Linked DNA regions of Mus musculus: region 2 is linked to region 1. A link is a loop called in an ENCODE intact Hi-C map of the cell type or tissue named here. Cell type or tissue: left cerebral cortex. All regions are shown on one strand. Links, peaks and the distances in the headings refer to the core of each region. The heading gives the core; the rest is flanking DNA.

What was found. Hi-C counts contacts between places; a loop is a spot of excess contacts. Peaks named below come from ENCODE experiments on the same cell type or tissue, not always from the same donor. Only the 100,000 strongest peaks of a DNase experiment are listed, where the experiment ranks them.
Region 2: a loop joins it to region 1, with 1.9 times the contacts of the local background. A loop is called at or near these places in 5 of 42 quality-filtered maps.

The regions. Positions count from the first base shown.
Region 1 is chr11:88,095,697-88,103,654 of GRCm38, reverse strand. Cuedc1 (CUE domain containing 1) reads right to left here and starts at 4,509. Exons shown (of 11, transcript NM_198013.3): 1 at 4,312-4,509. It overlaps 2210416O15Rik (RIKEN cDNA 2210416O15 gene), which reads right to left and starts at 5,597. Exons shown (of 4, transcript NR_045499.1): 1 at 5,527-5,597; 2 at 5,338-5,440; 3 at 4,903-4,986; 4 at 3,548-4,793. In left cerebral cortex, for the core only: a CTCF peak has its summit at 4,486; DNase peaks (open chromatin) are centred at 3,791, 4,444, 4,888 and 6,234; H3K4me3 peaks cover 1,798 bases; H3K27ac peaks cover 2,101 bases.
Region 2 is chr11:88,143,417-88,151,374 of GRCm38, reverse strand. The region is part of intron 1 of Cuedc1 (CUE domain containing 1); the gene reads right to left. Among named protein-coding and RNA genes, the nearest start is that of Cuedc1, 48 kb to the right of the region's middle. In left cerebral cortex, for the core only: no CTCF peak of the experiment used is centred there; DNase peaks (open chromatin) are centred at 2,287, 4,566 and 4,917; H3K27ac peaks cover 1,118 bases.

The DNA of each region.
Region 1 (7,958 bases), core at 2,006-7,005:
ATCACTCTTCACTTGCCTACCCTGTCACTCTTCGCTGGGTGCCTTGTCCCTCAGGACCAACACTAACATTGAAAGAAAAGCCATTCAACCCTACTGAGTCATTTCACGATTCCTATCTCACCCTGACGTCTCAGCAACCGTACACCTCCACTTATCATCCCCTCCCCCTAACACCACATCTGTCCCAGCCGCTACAGTTTTAACCAAAGATTATTTTCTCAGCACCAAGTTTCGGAGCTCTCGAGCCCACGTGCAGAAATAACAGTAACTATCAAAGGAACTCGTTCTGTCTGTGGCAAACGCGAGACGTCCTCCGACACCTTCTAGGAATGAGACACGGAAGCACTCAGAAAGCTTCAGAGTCAGACCGAGAGCCCCGCGGGGGATGTCTAAGCATGTTCTGGGAATCCTGCAAGCCATGGTGCTAGGAGTGGACCTCGGCGGCAGACGTGCGCTTAGTTAGCACGGACAGAGTTCTGAATCCAATATCCAGCACCACAAAACCAACCCAAACCATGAAGATCTCTTAGTAGAAATGGGAGTAAAAATGGCTCGATTGCTTCCTGAAGTGCAGGTTAGACATCCGTTTCCAGGCAAGAACTTGAAGATCCTTGACAACACCATGATAGCAACGCAATGCCATGTTTTCTTTAAGAAGAGAGTTGTGTTCCCAAGCAATTCCTCCATCTATTGTTTAGGAATAGGTTTATGGTTTGGTTTGGTTTGGTTTGGTTTGGTTTGGTTTGGTTTGGTTTGGTTTGGGTGTTTGAGGTTTGGGTTTGGTTTTTCAAAACAGGGTTTCTCTGTGTAGCCCTGGCTGCCCTGAAACTCACTCTGTAGACCAGGCTGGCCTTGAACCTGAAGATCCACCTGCCTCTGCTTCCTGAGTGCTGGGATTAAAGGTGTGAGCCACCACCTCCTAGCTATGTTTATGAATAGTTTTATTTTTAGGTTGTTTTTTTTTTTTTTTTTTTTTGAGGCAGGGTCTAACATAACCCAGGCAGGCCTCAAGCTCTCTATGTAGCCAAGGATGACCTTGAACTTCTGAGCCCTCCGCCTCCACGTCCCCAGGCTTGGATGACAAGCTTATGCCACCATACCCAGTTTAGAGGATGTTGGGGATTGAACCTTGGGTTTTGTGCCTGCTAGGAAAGTACATTGACACTCTACCAACTGGGCTGCATCCCGGCCTCGTGACCTCTTTTGAAGATGAGAACTTTAGCTGCTTTATTACATGGGTGGTTGGAAGCAGAGAGGATTCAACAAACAGCAGAGCAGCCAAGGCAACTCACATCTCGAGTCTACCCACCAATATGTGGCAGCCAGAGAGAGTTTCAGCAGGAAGGTAAATCCCAGACACAAGGCAAGGTGGACCCTGCCACAAGAGCCTTGCTTGCCACCAAGACATCTTCCAACTCCCATATCAGGGACCGCTAGACCACCGTCATTTTGGGTCCTCAGACCTAACTGTTACTTGTCATAATGGCAGGAGCCAGCAAACCCCAGACACCTCCTGCTCCTGCTCACCTTGCCTGGTCAGAGGTGAGCCCAAGGCTCTGAGAAATTCTCAGCTCTGTTGCTTAGTAACAGCAGGGTGACTTTAGGGAACTCTGAAGGAAACAATGGATGGTTCTGCACACCAAGCCACACACACACTCACTGGCTAAAGAGAACTCCCCATGCGCTGGATGGCACGGGTTGCAGCAGGCTGCAGGTTAGATCCCTGGAGTCAGAACTTCTTACCACACTCAAACCAAGACCGCCATTGTTGCGTTTTATGAGACGGGAGGTCTACTTCCAAGCCTGGTTTCTGCATTTACTGTTTGTGACTGGCTTTAAAGACAATATTAGTGGCCTCATTAAAAGGACATTCAAAATCCGGGTGGTGGTGGCACATGCCTTTAATCCCAGCACTTGGGAGGCAGAGGCAGGTGGATTTCTGAGTTCGAGTCCAGCCTGGTCTACAAAGTGAGTTCCAGGACAGCCAGGGCTACACAGAGAAACCCTGTCTTGAAAAACCAAAAAAAAAAAAAAAGGGGGGGGGGCCTCTGGTCCATCAGAGGTGGCGTGAGCCTAAGGAAGACTTCTGAGTACTGAGGCAGAGAAGTCTGACATGGAAGATCCTGGGCTCCTCCAGATCTCAAGCAGACACCTGCACAGCATCCCAACAGCCCAGCATCCAGAGCATTATGGGTAAGAATAGCAGAACCACCGTCTCTGGAACTGTACAGGCAATGAGCCTCAGTGGCTTGTCTGTCCTCCATTTGTGTTCTGAAGTCTCAAGAAATGAAAAGAACTGCAAATTACCCTGACTGTTTTCTTGGGAAAATCTGCTCCAAGGCTCCCCAAGAAGACTCTTCTTCCATACTTACGAATGCTCTCCACGAGGCCCCTCGTGTCCCTAAGACAAACAGGGGCTCCTGAAAACGTCTCCTATACTCACCCACACTTATCCTTTTGTTTCCCCTTCATTCAATAGCCCTGTGGCCCTAACACGGTACCTAGGGCCTCCCCACCAAACAGACAGCAAACTTAGTCCTGGGAGAATGGCCACCTCAATTGCCCCTGCCCTCTAGCTAACTGGAGGGAGCTGGGAGCTGGGCCAGAGCTTCCAGGTCTCCATGGCCACAAGTTCAAAGTGGCATGAGAAAGAACCTCACAGCATTTCTACTTTGGGCCCCCTGGGATTATCTACTAACTAGCCACAAAGTTGGAATCTGCTCCAAAAGGCCTGAATTAGACGGAAAACTCTTAATATAGGGGTCTTAATTAGAACCCTAGCACCAAGGGGACATATTATGCCCCCTGGCAGTGCACAGGAATGCTCCAGCACCTGTGCATGTTGGGGCAGTGTGGTTAGGGTATAGCTTTCACCAGATCCCAAAGAGGCCCTTGGTCTAACTCTGAGACTTGGCCTTCTCCATCTCTCACCAACCCTGAGCTACCCTAACTGCCCAGAGCCTCTGCTTTTCAAGACTGTACCCAGCTGTTTCCTTGTCTCCTGCTCCATCCAGCAAGAGAGTGTGGACGGGTGATTTCCAATCCAACCTTCTGGATGAACCTCTGGTGGCCCAAGCCAAGCTACATAAAGAAAGGTACCATCCCTCCATTTAAACGGAGGTCCCACTTCACATTCGATCCAGCAGGAGCCAAACTTCATAATGAGATGACATCTATAAGATAAGGAGACTCCTAGTATCACACACTGCCTTCAAACAGCATACATAGTTAACTCCATAGGTCTGTAAAGAACCTTAGGGCTGGGAGGGCCAGAGCAACTCCAGAACCCCTTCTCCTGGGCCAGGTGGCTCAGGGTGTTGCAAGGTGTATTTCCTGGGTTTCAGGCTACTGAGGACCAGGTGGTGACCAAGGCACATGGTCTTCTATCCGACGTCACCTCTAGGGTATCTCATCACTATCTTCCCAATTATCCACCCCCACCCTCTATTCTTACAATAAGTAAATAAACAAACAAATAAAGGAAATCTAAAAATCTCTCTTCCTTAAAACACCCTCTCCAGGAATTTAATAGCAGTATGAATTTCTTGAAGCTGAAACTTTTTATTAAGGAAAGAAAATGGACAAGCCCATGCTGGGGTGGCAAGCCACCAACCATTCAGAGAGAAACCCAAGAGCGCTGAAGGAATAAAGGCAAGCCCCGGCCCCCTGGAGCTCAGCGCCCCAGGCACTCAGAGTTCGAGGGGCGGGGGAGCAGGGGCGGGGACAGCGCATTCTGAACTTTCTCCAGCCGGGTCGCGGAGAGACGCAGCTCCCAGGGGACCGGGTGGGACCAGAAAAGGCTGAACCGACCGGTGACCACGGCGGGAGCAGGAAACGATTCTCCCCTCCCCCTAAAAGGAGTTCAGCTCCCAACCCAGGCCCCCGCCTCGCCATCGCCATTCAGGCTGCGCCCCCAAGCCCGGGCGAAGCCGGGAGGGTGTCCACACAAAGCGGGGAACCGGGGAGCAGAGAGACCCGGGTTGAGCAGGCTCCCCAAGGCCTCGCGTCCCTTCCTCGCGGCGCCGGCTGGCCGGCGACCACCCCTCGGATCGCGGCCCCGGGATCCTCCGCACGCTCCCTGTGCCCAGGACCAGGAACGAGGCGGGCAGCGGCGGAGGGAGGGCGGCCGGGGACCTGCCGCGGGCTCCCGGGCAGCCTTGGCCACCGCGCGAGGACTCAAACTCGCGACGGCCCGGCCCTCGCGGCCGCGCCTCGGCGATGCTCCCGGGGAAGGTGGGGCCACCGGGCCGGGGTGGAGCGCGGCGCCCGCGAGCTCGCGCTAGGGGCGGCGAGAGCGAATCGGGGTCTTACCGAGCACCGCACGCGCGTCCGCTCCCGCGGGGCCGCTGGGGTCGGGCGGCGGGGGAGGGGCGCGGTCCCGCGGCGGCAGCGGCAGCCCGGCTTGGTGGCGCGGCGGCGCGGCTGGGCGCCGGGAGGCGGAGAAAGCGAGGCGAGGCCGGCTTCCTAGCGGCGGGCGGCGAGAAATGCAGCTGTCCCTGCGAAGCTGCCGGCGGGGCCACAAGTGGGGCGCGCGGGGAGGAGCGGGGCTGCGCGCGCGGCGGGGCTCAGGCTGCGACACCCCCAGACCCTCTCCCCAGGACTGGAAGCAGGAATAGGGATCCCGAGGCCAATGCGGTTGCGCAGGATACGGGGCAAGGGGAGAGGGATAAGGGGCAAGGGGCCTCTGAGGACACTGGGACAGTCTCCTCTGTGCATTCCTGCACAGACCGCTCCTCTTGAGGACTTGTGATCTTCCCTTTATGGCCCGGTGTGATGCGCTTGGGCTCTGCCGACTTGGGAAGCACCTTAAGGGGTTGTTAAAGCAAGGAGACCTGAGACGTGGGAAATTTGGGAAAGAGGGGGACCTAAATGCAAGGCTGACCTGAGAGTTTGCAGACATACACGAGGAGCCACTAGTGAGGGCTGTAGAAGATGCACGAACCTCTCTGGGCTTGGGGACATCAGGAGTGTGGGAAAGTGGCAGCTCTGCGGAGTTAGAGTTCAGGAAATAAAATGTAATATTGAGGCCAGAGGAAATCGTGAAGTTGATTAGGAAAATCAAAGTTACCACCCACTAACATCTTATCTCCACCCAGCATTCGCCATTACTTCAAAGGCTTCTGAGCCTCGATAAGGGATTCCACAAACGTTTTAATAAACGGTCGATCAACTGGTTAATTTTCCAAGTGGTTTGGTTTTGTGCACTAATTTGGAGATGAGAAAAGGGAACAGAGGGAATGATGGAAGAGCCTGCCCATTTGTGTGTGGAGCCCTGCACACAGCCCTCTCCTCTTCCGAAGACTTACAATCTTTGCTGAGAAGTCTGGGCATGCTCACCCAAGAGACATCTGATGGTGAAAATCACAAACCAAGGCCCCAGAGTCTCCATCCTTTGCTTGTCAAGGGTAATTTCTTCAGCGAGGTGGAATCTGAGGATACCCTGGGAGAAACCCCACCTCTGAGAATCCCTTGTTCCCTTCGGCCCCTCTGCCCATGCCCCTTCACCCGGCTTCCGGGAACCCTCACACTATCAGGACCCCACGTGAAAAATTCTGACTCTGAAGTCCTCCGATGTGGCTGCTGACTGAGATGTCACCAAGCGCTCAGGATTTATCCTCTCGGCCAGTAAAGCCTAGATGATGGTATCGAGTTTGTCACTTTATACTGTAGTGTTAACTTCACCTGTCACTTTTCTGCTTATTGGCAGAATCTTTCTCTAATCTGTCCCAGTCACTTTGACATTTCAGGACTTGGGGTTGGGGTGGGGGCTACCAATCTGGAGATTTTCCTGTTTGTGCGTGCCTCTAGGATGCTTATGAAATGTATTTTCATTCAAGTCGTTAGCAAAGCCAGCTAGTCGCTGTGATTGTCACCCTTGAAGTAGCCTGTCTGTGAGCTTTTCAATGTCCTCCTTTGGGGTCGATTCCGGAAGCAGCTTCCCAGTCCTGCCTCCCTACACCCCCACCCCCACCTCCACCCCTGCTTCTCATACCCAGAGCAACTTCACTCTCCCCTACTGCTGCTCTGAGCACCTAGAGGCTCAGGTTAGGTTCTCTTGCAACCCAGCCCCTCTTATCTGCTGCCTGCCTCAGGTCTCCAGCATCAGGTCCCTTGGAGATCTCATGGAGGCTAACAACAAACTCAAAACCATTCCTCCCTCATCTAAACGCCACCTCTTGGCACAGAGGCTAACCAGCTCAGTCCCTGCCCTCCCTCTTCCTGGGTATTCTGTTGCTCTCCAGCTGTAGCCATCCTTCCTTCCCTTTCCCCTACTTCTTCCCACAGCTGCTGCCTGGCTCCAGCCCCTGTGCTCTGCTCTCCACAGCTGGTGAGAGACCCGTCCTGCTCTCTAGCCAAACTTCCTGCCTGCTTCAGAGAACTCCAATCCGTTCTTTCTTTCCACCGTCCCCTTTCTGCTTCAAGCCTACCAACACTTCAAGATGCCCCCTTTTAAACTAATCCTGTCCTGATCCTGCCCTGCCCGCAAGCCATCGCCCTAGTAATGTCATCTCATCCGAAGTAGACTTCCTCTAAAATGGAGACGCATATCTCTTACTTGTTCCAGCCTCATTCTAGCTTTTCTTTCCTGCGGTCTGGCCTTCTTCCCCAGTCATCCCAGGAGCTACACTCTGTGGGAGGCCCTGGCAGGAACCTGGTTGTCTAAACCCATGAACCTCCTGCTTACCCCACTTCTTGGCTCTGATACAACCCCAGGTGCTTTTAAGGCTTCTTTGAAATTTCTCCCACCCCACAGATTGCCCATCCTACAAGGTTTCCCCAACAACCCCCACGCTTCTTCAGTAGCCTTCTCTAGCACCCAATTCCTTCCTGCTCTTCCAACAAACTAGGTCCTAGGATGTGTTCACAGAGGTTAATAGTTTTCAGTGGGCACCAAACTTTAGGACTTCTTCAACCTGCTACATGACTTTGGGGCCAGGCACTTAACTCTCTGTGCCTCAGGTCCCTTACTTGTGCTGATTAAGGTCTAGTTCATTTAATGTATTTGGGTGTTTTGCCTGCATTCACATGTGTGCCTAAAGAAGGCATCAGATCCCCTGGAACTGGAGTTACAGATGGTTGTGAGCCATCATGTGGATGCTGAGAATCAAACCCAGGTCCTCTGGAAGAGCATCCAGTGATGTTTAACACAGAGTACAAGTTGGCAAGGTATGTTTAGGGCCATTTCAAAAATTTCTGGAATCTGTTCTAATCCCAAGCAAAAATCCACTTAATATTTCTTGAGACAGGATCTCAACTACATAACACTGGCTGTTCTGAAATTCACTGTGTAGACCAGACCTATCTCAAACTCCCAGGGATCCACCCACATATGCCCAATGAGTGCTGGGATTAAAGGCCGCTGCCACTATGCCTAGTTTCATTTAATACTGTCTATGAAAGTCAAGTCAGCAACCTCCAACAGCAATTTTTTTAAAAAATCAAACACTCTAACAAATAACAGTGATTTGATCCATTCTTGGGAGTGACAAATTAAAACTCTTTGTTTTCTATAATTAAACTACTTTGATTCTATTTAAAAAAAAAAAAAACAGGAAACTTTGCATATAAAGAATGCAACTCTTTTTTTTTTTTTCCCCCGAGACAGGGTTTCTCTGTACAGCCCTGGCTGTCCTGGAACTCACTCTGTAGACCAGGCTGGCCTCGAACTCAGAAATCTGCCTGCCTCTGCCTTCCGAGTACTGGGATTAAAGGCGTGCGCCACCACTGCCCGGCAGAATGCAACTCTTAATGTATAATAAATATTCTTGAATTCCAGCCAATGTGATTCTGGGTGTATTAGCTGGATTTTGTTTTTGTTTTTTTGTTTTCTGCGGTGATATTGGTGATGTGAAATGTGTGTGTTGTATGTTCAGAACAAAGTCTCTGTTGAAGCGTGGATACGACACGCGTGAATGCTGCCAGAAAAGGCTCAGGTTCATTGAGTGTTTGATTTCAAA
Region 2 (7,958 bases), core at 1,861-6,860, 48 kb before region 1:
GTGTGTAGAAGGCTTGTCTAGCGTGTACACTGTACCAAGTTCTGGCTTTGGTTCCCAGCACTGACAAAGTAAGAAAAGAATAAGCAAGCCATGGGTCCCGGTACACACAAAGCAGGGGTCGGGATAGCACAAGTGTGTACAGACCAGGCTAACTCCAAAACTTTTTAAGTCAGAGAGGCTTCAGTAGAGGGTAGAAAAGCAGGGTTTTAAGTCAGGGAGGTCAAGCCAGCATTATGAGGAAGATTCTGGAAGGAGCCAGCATCTGAGAGATGGAAGATATCCCCTCAGCCATCTATCTGAGAGGAGGCTGCTTGCCTGGGTACCAGCATTCCTAAAGAAGGCAGGTGTCACATCCCACCCTGTCCCGTTCTCAGATGAGAGAAAAACATCCACAAAAGTCCTCTTAGGCATCAGTGGCCCTGGGACTGCAACTGAGGCATCTTGCTAGGGCTGCAGCTGTTCTCCAGAGCCAGACTTCCACGGGGGGGGGGCGCGGAGGGGGGGGCAGAGGGGGGGGCGGGTGTGTGTGTAAATGCCTGTGAGCCCTATATTTGGAAGATGCAGGCAGGAGGACCAGGAGGTCAAGGTCACTCTCAGTTACAAATCAAGTTTCAGGCTAGCCTGGGCTACTTAATACCTTGACTTGAAAAAGAAGGAGGAGGAGGAGGAAGAGGATAAGGAGGAAGAGAAGGAGGAAGAAGAGGAGGAAAAGGAGGAGGAAGAGGAAGAAGAAGGAAAAGAAGAAGAAATGAAGGAGGAGGAAGGGAAGGAGGAAGAGGAAGAGGAAGAAGAAGAAAAAGAAGAAATAGAAGAGGAAGAGGAAGAGGAGGAGGAGGAGGAGGAAGAGGAGGAGGAAGAGGAAGGGGAAGGGGAGGGGGAAGAGGAGGGGGAGGGAAAAGAGGCACCTGCCACCAAGCCTGGAAACCTAAATTCAATCCTGGAGGCTTGAACATGGTGAAAGGAAAGAGAGTCAGCCAACTCCCAACTCCCAAAAGTTGTTCTCTGACCAAGCATGTGGCGTGCCAGAGCATACATAGCCTTACCCTCTGCTCTCCTCCCCGCTCCTCCCGGCAGCCACTGAACACACAGTAAATAAATAAATAAATGTAATAATCAAATTCCTTTAACAAACAAACAACAACCAAACCCACAGAATCACATCTCAGCCATCAGCCCTGGTAAGAAAGACATGAGATGTAGTTAATTCTGAGGAAAGAGGAAGGGAGGGAAGAGATGTGGTTACCAGGGAGAAAAGTCAGTGAAGAAAAAAAACCCAAAATATCCTCTGCTCTTTTTTGTTTTGTTTTTGTTTTGTTTTGTTTTTTTCAAGACAGGGTTTCTCTGTATAGCCCTGGCTGTCCTGGAACTCACTCTGTAGACCAGGCTGGCCTCAAACTCAGAAATCCGCCTGCCTCTGCCTCCCAAGTGCTGGGATTAAAGGCGTGCGCCACCATGCCCGGTTAAAACCTCTGTTCTTATTTTTTTTTAATATTTATTTATTTATTAAATGTAAGTACACTGTAGCTGTCTTCAGACACACCAGAAGAGGGCATCAGATTTCATTACAGATGGTTATGAGCCACCATGTGGTTGCTGGGATTTGAACTCACGACCTTTGGAAGAGCAGTCGGCGCTCTTAACCGCTGAGCCATCTCACCAGCCCACCTCTGTTCTTATAACAGCAATGTAAACAATAAGAAGACAGGTTTCATGTGAGGCATGGTGGTGCATGCTTCCAATCATGCTACATAACAAGCTCGAGGCCAGCCTGGATTACATGAAATCCTCGGGCTGGTCACAGGCCCTAGGGAATGGCCACCCATTCCCCCACTCCCCACTCCACCTTGCAAGGTCCCCAGGAGGTGAAGTCTTCATTCTATTTCTGCCTACACCTCATCAGAGCTTAACCCTGAAGTCCTGAAAGAAATTAGAAGTGAGGGCCCTGTTTCTGTCAAAGACAAAATAAAACACTCTCTGGGGCGCTACGCTGCCTTTCTCTGAGGGTCTCAGCTCTCTTAGATAGCACCCCCTCCTTTCATCCACCCCTATCCTCCTACCCTGCTCCCCGGAATCTACAGGGTGGCAGCCAAAGACAGACAACAGTCAGTAGGCTTGTTTAGAGATGCTGTTCCTTGGGCACTCTGGACGCCCAGCGCCAGTAGGCCACCCACCAGGTCCCACTCACCCCTCCAGCCCCCCTCAAAGCGGCTGTGTTTGTAAAGGGCTTTCCGGGGCAGGAAGCAATAAACAGTCAAGGAGCCAAGACACAGGGGCTGACGACTCCGTTTATGGATTTTCCAGGCCTCTGTGTCCTCTCTCCCAGCAGTTGCCCAGGGCTCTGCCGAGAAAGGTACTGGCAAAAGCTGGGCCTTGGCTTCCCGGGTGGCTTTGTGCCAGACCTAAATAGGTCTTTCTGAGCATGGGAAGGGACTAAGTGCCTTGGGGCCCCTCTAAGCTCTCATAGTGAATACCCTTTCCTCCAATACTGCTAGAGCCTGGTGTGGACTTGTGTTTGTGTGCACTCGAACGTGTATGCACCCCCACACTCAGCCTGCTCCCCCCCACACACACACACACACAAACTCTGGCTGAGTTCCTTGCTGAAGTGAAACCTGGTATTCCCAGAGGGGAAGGTGGCCTGACCTGTCTGTCAACCTCCTCAGGCCAGGTGGGTGGCCCTCCAGCAAGACGGAGCTCACAGTTCTGCTTATTAGAGCAATGGGGGTGGGGGTGGGGGGTGATTTAGGAAAAGCTGAGACTGTGGGAAGGTGGCTCTGGGATCCTGGCTTCCAGTGCAAGGCTCAACCGACCCTGCATTCTCCACATAGACTGCAATCTGGAGAACATGTGCCAACAGAGAAATCACCCACGTCTTATCTCTCAGTGGCAGCAACTAACAAAAGCAACGGGTGATGGGGTACAAGGCCGCCACCTTGATTTATTTTTAGTTTATTCATTAATTTTTGTTTGCTGTTTTGAGACAGGGTTTCTTTGTATAACAGCCCTGGCTGTCCTGGAACTCTCTTTGTAGACCTAGCCTCAGACTCAAAGAGATCACCTGCCTCTTCCTCGATTGAGTGCTGGGATTGAAGGCATGTGCCATGATGTTTTATTTTTAACACAGATCCTCAGGTAGCTCAGGCTGGCTTCAAACTTGCCATGCAGCCAAGGTAACCTCAACTGATCCTTGAACTGATCCTCCCTCCTCCTTCCACTGCGTGAGAGCAGGGATCACAGATGTGCCCCATCACACCAGGCTCCTCCTGTTACTTCTATAGTTTAAAAAGATTTTAAAATATTAAATGCAGTATCAGTAGGAATATAAAGAGGTTCAGCGTGCCAAAATGATTGCTAGAGCCTCAAAAAGTGGAAAACAGAATTCTCATGTGGTCCGGTCATTCTGCTCATAAGTACCCTTACAAAAGAGTTGAAACTGGAGTACAAACAGGTCATTACCCCAATATAGATAGAAGCACTGCCCGTAATAGCCTACAGGCTGAAATAACTCAAGTGTCCATCAAATGAATAAGCAAAGGGTAGCACACACACTCACACACACACATACAACAACAACAACAACAACAATGGAACATTACTCAACTAGAGAGAGATTCTGATATATGCTATAATATGAATGAACCTTGAAAATATGTTAAATTAAATAAGCCAGACCTGAAGGACACACAGTATATGGTTTGTCTCCCATGAGACACCCAAAACAGGCAAGATCAGAGGTTTTCCGGGTCTCGGGGACTGGGGAGTTATCTACTGTGCACAGCTCTCTGGATAATGATAAGGTTCTATAAATGGACAGCGGTGATGATTGCACAACAGAGGGAATGCACTAAATGCCATAGAGCTGGGCCTTAGAAAATGGTTACGGAGCTGGGGGTGTAACTCAGTGTGCCACACGCATGAAGCCCTGGGTTTATTCCCAGCACTGTTCAAACCATCTGTAATGATACACACCTGTCATCTCAGTGCACAGGACGTGTGCAGGAGGGCCAGAGGTTCTAGGTCATCCTCAGCTGCATGGCAGGTTGGAGGCCGGCCTAGGCTACATGAGACATAACTCAGCCCCAACCAACCAACCAACCAACCAACCAACCAACCAACCAAGGGCCCAGAGTGACGTTTCGGGGGGACTACATATTCTTGGGAAATAGCCAAGTCTGTCTATTTGAATTTGATCTTAGGATCCACATAACAGAAGGAGACAACTGACTCGTAAGTTGTCCTCTGATCTCCACACACTTTTGGGGACACACACACACTGAATCAATATAATTTAATTTTTAAGGTTAAATGATGACAGTTATATTATATATATTTTGCGCGCACACACACAAACACACAGAGAGAGAGAGAGAGAGGTGCATCCTGTATCCTTGGGTAGAATGAGGTGTAGGTTTTAGAGGACTGGGAAGCAGGCACACAAGGGAGCACTACTTGGGACATTCAGACAGCAATCAGCACACAGGAAATCCTGGCTAGCACAGAGGAGCTCTGTCGCCATCTGCGCAGAGTAGGCTGGGATACAATGGCACTCCTGTTGATGAGGACTCTTCCCATGGCCTGCAGAGTCGTACATGCCACTGGGCTGGGGGGAGACAGAAGTGCATGCAGGGTTACTTCCTGGACATTTGAAATTGATGGGATGTGATATCCTGGGAGATTTCAAGTTTGTGTGCAAGAAAAGGAGGCATGTATCTGGGAGCCTTGGACGGAGGGAGAATCTGGTGTCGGAAGTAAAGGGCCAACAGCCTAGCCTGAGAGAACCAGGGGCATCAAGCTAGAGGCTGCCGTGGTAGGCACAGACCACTCACTCAGAGGACAAGGATGGCAGAATGCTTCCAGGCTCTAGGCGTGGGAAAGTGGGGGTGGAAACTAAGAGAAAAGACCCATCTGGTAAATACAGATGCTCCTTGCTGCTGGAGCCTCATCCTGAGAAACCCACTGTGGACTGGAAATATCATCAGTCATAAACGCATTCCATACACCTACCTTCCAGATACCATAGCGCTACATGCCTTGAATGAGCTCTGAATACTTATGTTAGCCTACAGCTGGGCACAGAAATCTGACACAAAGCCTGCTTTATACTGATCGTTGACAAGCTCGTGTAACGTGTTGAATGCCACACTGAAAGTAAGACACAGACCTGCTGCACGGGTACACATTCATTCCATCATGAACTTGGAAAGTCCAAGGTAGAACCATCAAAAGCGGGCTCATCTGTACCCCGTGCACACGTCTATAAAACATGGTAGTGTCTTGCAAAAGATCAAAATCTCTCTTACTTAAGGCCAGAACTTTGGATCCTCAATAAGAAATGGCAGCAAACAGCCAGTGGGGCTGTGCACTCTCATGGCTGGGCTGCACACACGTGCACCCGTCACCGATCATAAATGGATGCTGGTTCCCCTTTCCTAGAGGGGATGTGTAAGGGAGCCTGGGCTTGCCTGAATGGGATGTCATGCTCTGAGGCCTGGGATTGCCCAAGGCAGACTTGCTGGAGCATGGTTTCCTGCTTGCTTATCTCTGTCACACAAGGACAAGAAGAAGTCCGGTGGAGGTGGGGGCACTTGTGGTCAATGGTAGCTCTGCTTCACTCGAGATAAGATTTCAACAGTGAACTTTTATACAATGACATGGCATCTAGAGCATCCTGTTGCCAGGTAGCATTGGTTCTTGTGTGTGCGTAATCTCGAGCGTGTGCACAAGCCCCCCGTGTGTATACATGCATGTGCAAGAGTGCATAAGGGGAGGGCAAACAGGTTTGAAAGATTTCTGGCATGACCCTATGGCCTTCTAAGAAACCCACTTCTAGAACTTTCCTTCACAAAAAGGTAGTCACTAGTCATGTGTGGCAATAAGACATTTTTATTTAAATTTAAACTAAATAAGATCATATCTGCACTTCCTCAGTGCACAAACCACTTCCTGCCATGCTCGCTTTCCTGTGTGTGTGTGTGTGTGTGTGTGTGTGTGTGTGTGTGTGTGTGTAAGCTCACATGTGTGCACATGCCTGGGGAGGCCCACGGTTGATGTCACGTGCTTCTGTGTACACTCTCCACTTTACATATTACAGTAAGTTCTCTCAATGGCACCCACAGCTTGCTGGTTCAGCATCTACCCAGGCAGCACACGCACTCTGGGGATTCCATGTCTCTGCCTCCCAAGCTCTGGGATTCCTACCTCGCAGCATTTATTGTCTAAGAACTCTGGTCCTCACACTGCACTGACATTCCTGTGGATAACGGCTATCATGATGAACAGCACATATGTCAGGCCATCAGGCAGCCCTGCAACCCAGAGGCAGGTCCAGCTCCTGGACAAAGCCTCGATTTACTCTACCTGCAAGTGATCCATCCCAATTATGAGAGCAGACAGGGGACTATGGCTAGTCATCTCCAAAAGATGTCATCTGTGTCTTTCCACCGCTGGTGACCCCTGCCTCCTCAGATCAAAACTTTGGCTGGCTCCTAGGGAACCTTCCACCTAGGCAGAGGGAAGCAGAAGCCCGGAGGAAGTGTGAGACTCAGCTAGCCTTAGGTAGGCAGGTAGGCGGGTGTGGGGGTCATGTCTTAGGACCATCAAGAGTCCCCCACTGTCCCTCTCCTGGGAGCATCTGGGCATGGCTCTGCCTTTTCCAGTGCAATAGGAAGAAAAGAGAAAGTGGAAAGTTGGGGCAGGAGGATGACTGTGGGGCATGTGCTTAAGAAAGATCACACATACACACACACACACACACACACACACACACACACACACACACACACCCCAAGGAACCTATGATCAGAAGAAGTAAATGAAGATAAAGAGGTTTTTAACAACTCTCTGTTAAACTCTATGTTTAAAACTCTGTATGTTGTCCTATATTTTGACCAGAGAAGAGGAAGGGAGAGGGAGACTGAAGGAAATGGGAGGGAGTGACTGAGCCTCTTCCATCCATGCAAAGCACACGTGTACACTTCTATCCTCCTCCTCCTTCCTCCTCCCCCTCCTCCCCCCTCTCCTCCTCATCATCACCTTTCAGTGGTCTACACCCCAGCCATTACCACCCTCATTTAACCAGCCTCCTTGAGAACTTCTCCATTTGAGTCAATGCACAGTCCTCGGACAGCACCTTTTCTCCCCAGCTGGTCTCAGCTTAGCCCTGGAAGTCAATCCAGCTGACGAATAAATCTGCATATTTCATGCTGGACTAGATTTCGGGCTGAGGCTGAAGAGACACTATACTAAATATTGGAACAAGGGAAGATAGAGACCCTGCGAGTCTGCCTGTTCATGCATCCCGAGTAGGCTTCTTTTTCAAATCCCTTTTTTCTGGAGGCTGGAAATCGAGGCAGGATCTCAAGTAGCCCGTGAGATCTCAGGAACTCACAATGCCACTGAGATTTTTGATCCCCCTGCCTCCACTTTCCAAGTGCTCGAATCAGAGGTCTGTACTAAGTAAGACAGTCGGTTTACGTGATGCTGGGGTTCAAACCCAAGGCTTTGTGCAGGTTAGGCAAGCTCTGAGCTACATCCCTGCCCCCAGCTTTAAAAGCAATGTACATGTGCCACGGAATGCATGTGGATGTCAGAGAACAATTCGTTTTAGTCGGTTTTCTCCCACTATGTGGTTTGGGGGAATCAAACTCATGTGGTCAGGCTTGGTGGCAACGCCTTCTGAGTTTTTGCCAGCCTGTGAGCCAACCTGCCAGCCCCTCACCCTTGAAAAAATTAAATAGATACCGAAAACTGAAAAACAACAACAACAACAAAAAAAAAAACCATATAAGCGTAATGAATTATCATGCAGCAAACACCTTGTAACTACCCACATCAAACACAACTGTGGGAGCTGAAGAAACAGCTCAGTGGCCAAGAGCACCGGCTGCTCTTCCAGAGGACCCTCGTTTGATTCCCAGCACCCACACAAGTGGCTCACAACTACCTATCTGTAACTCCAA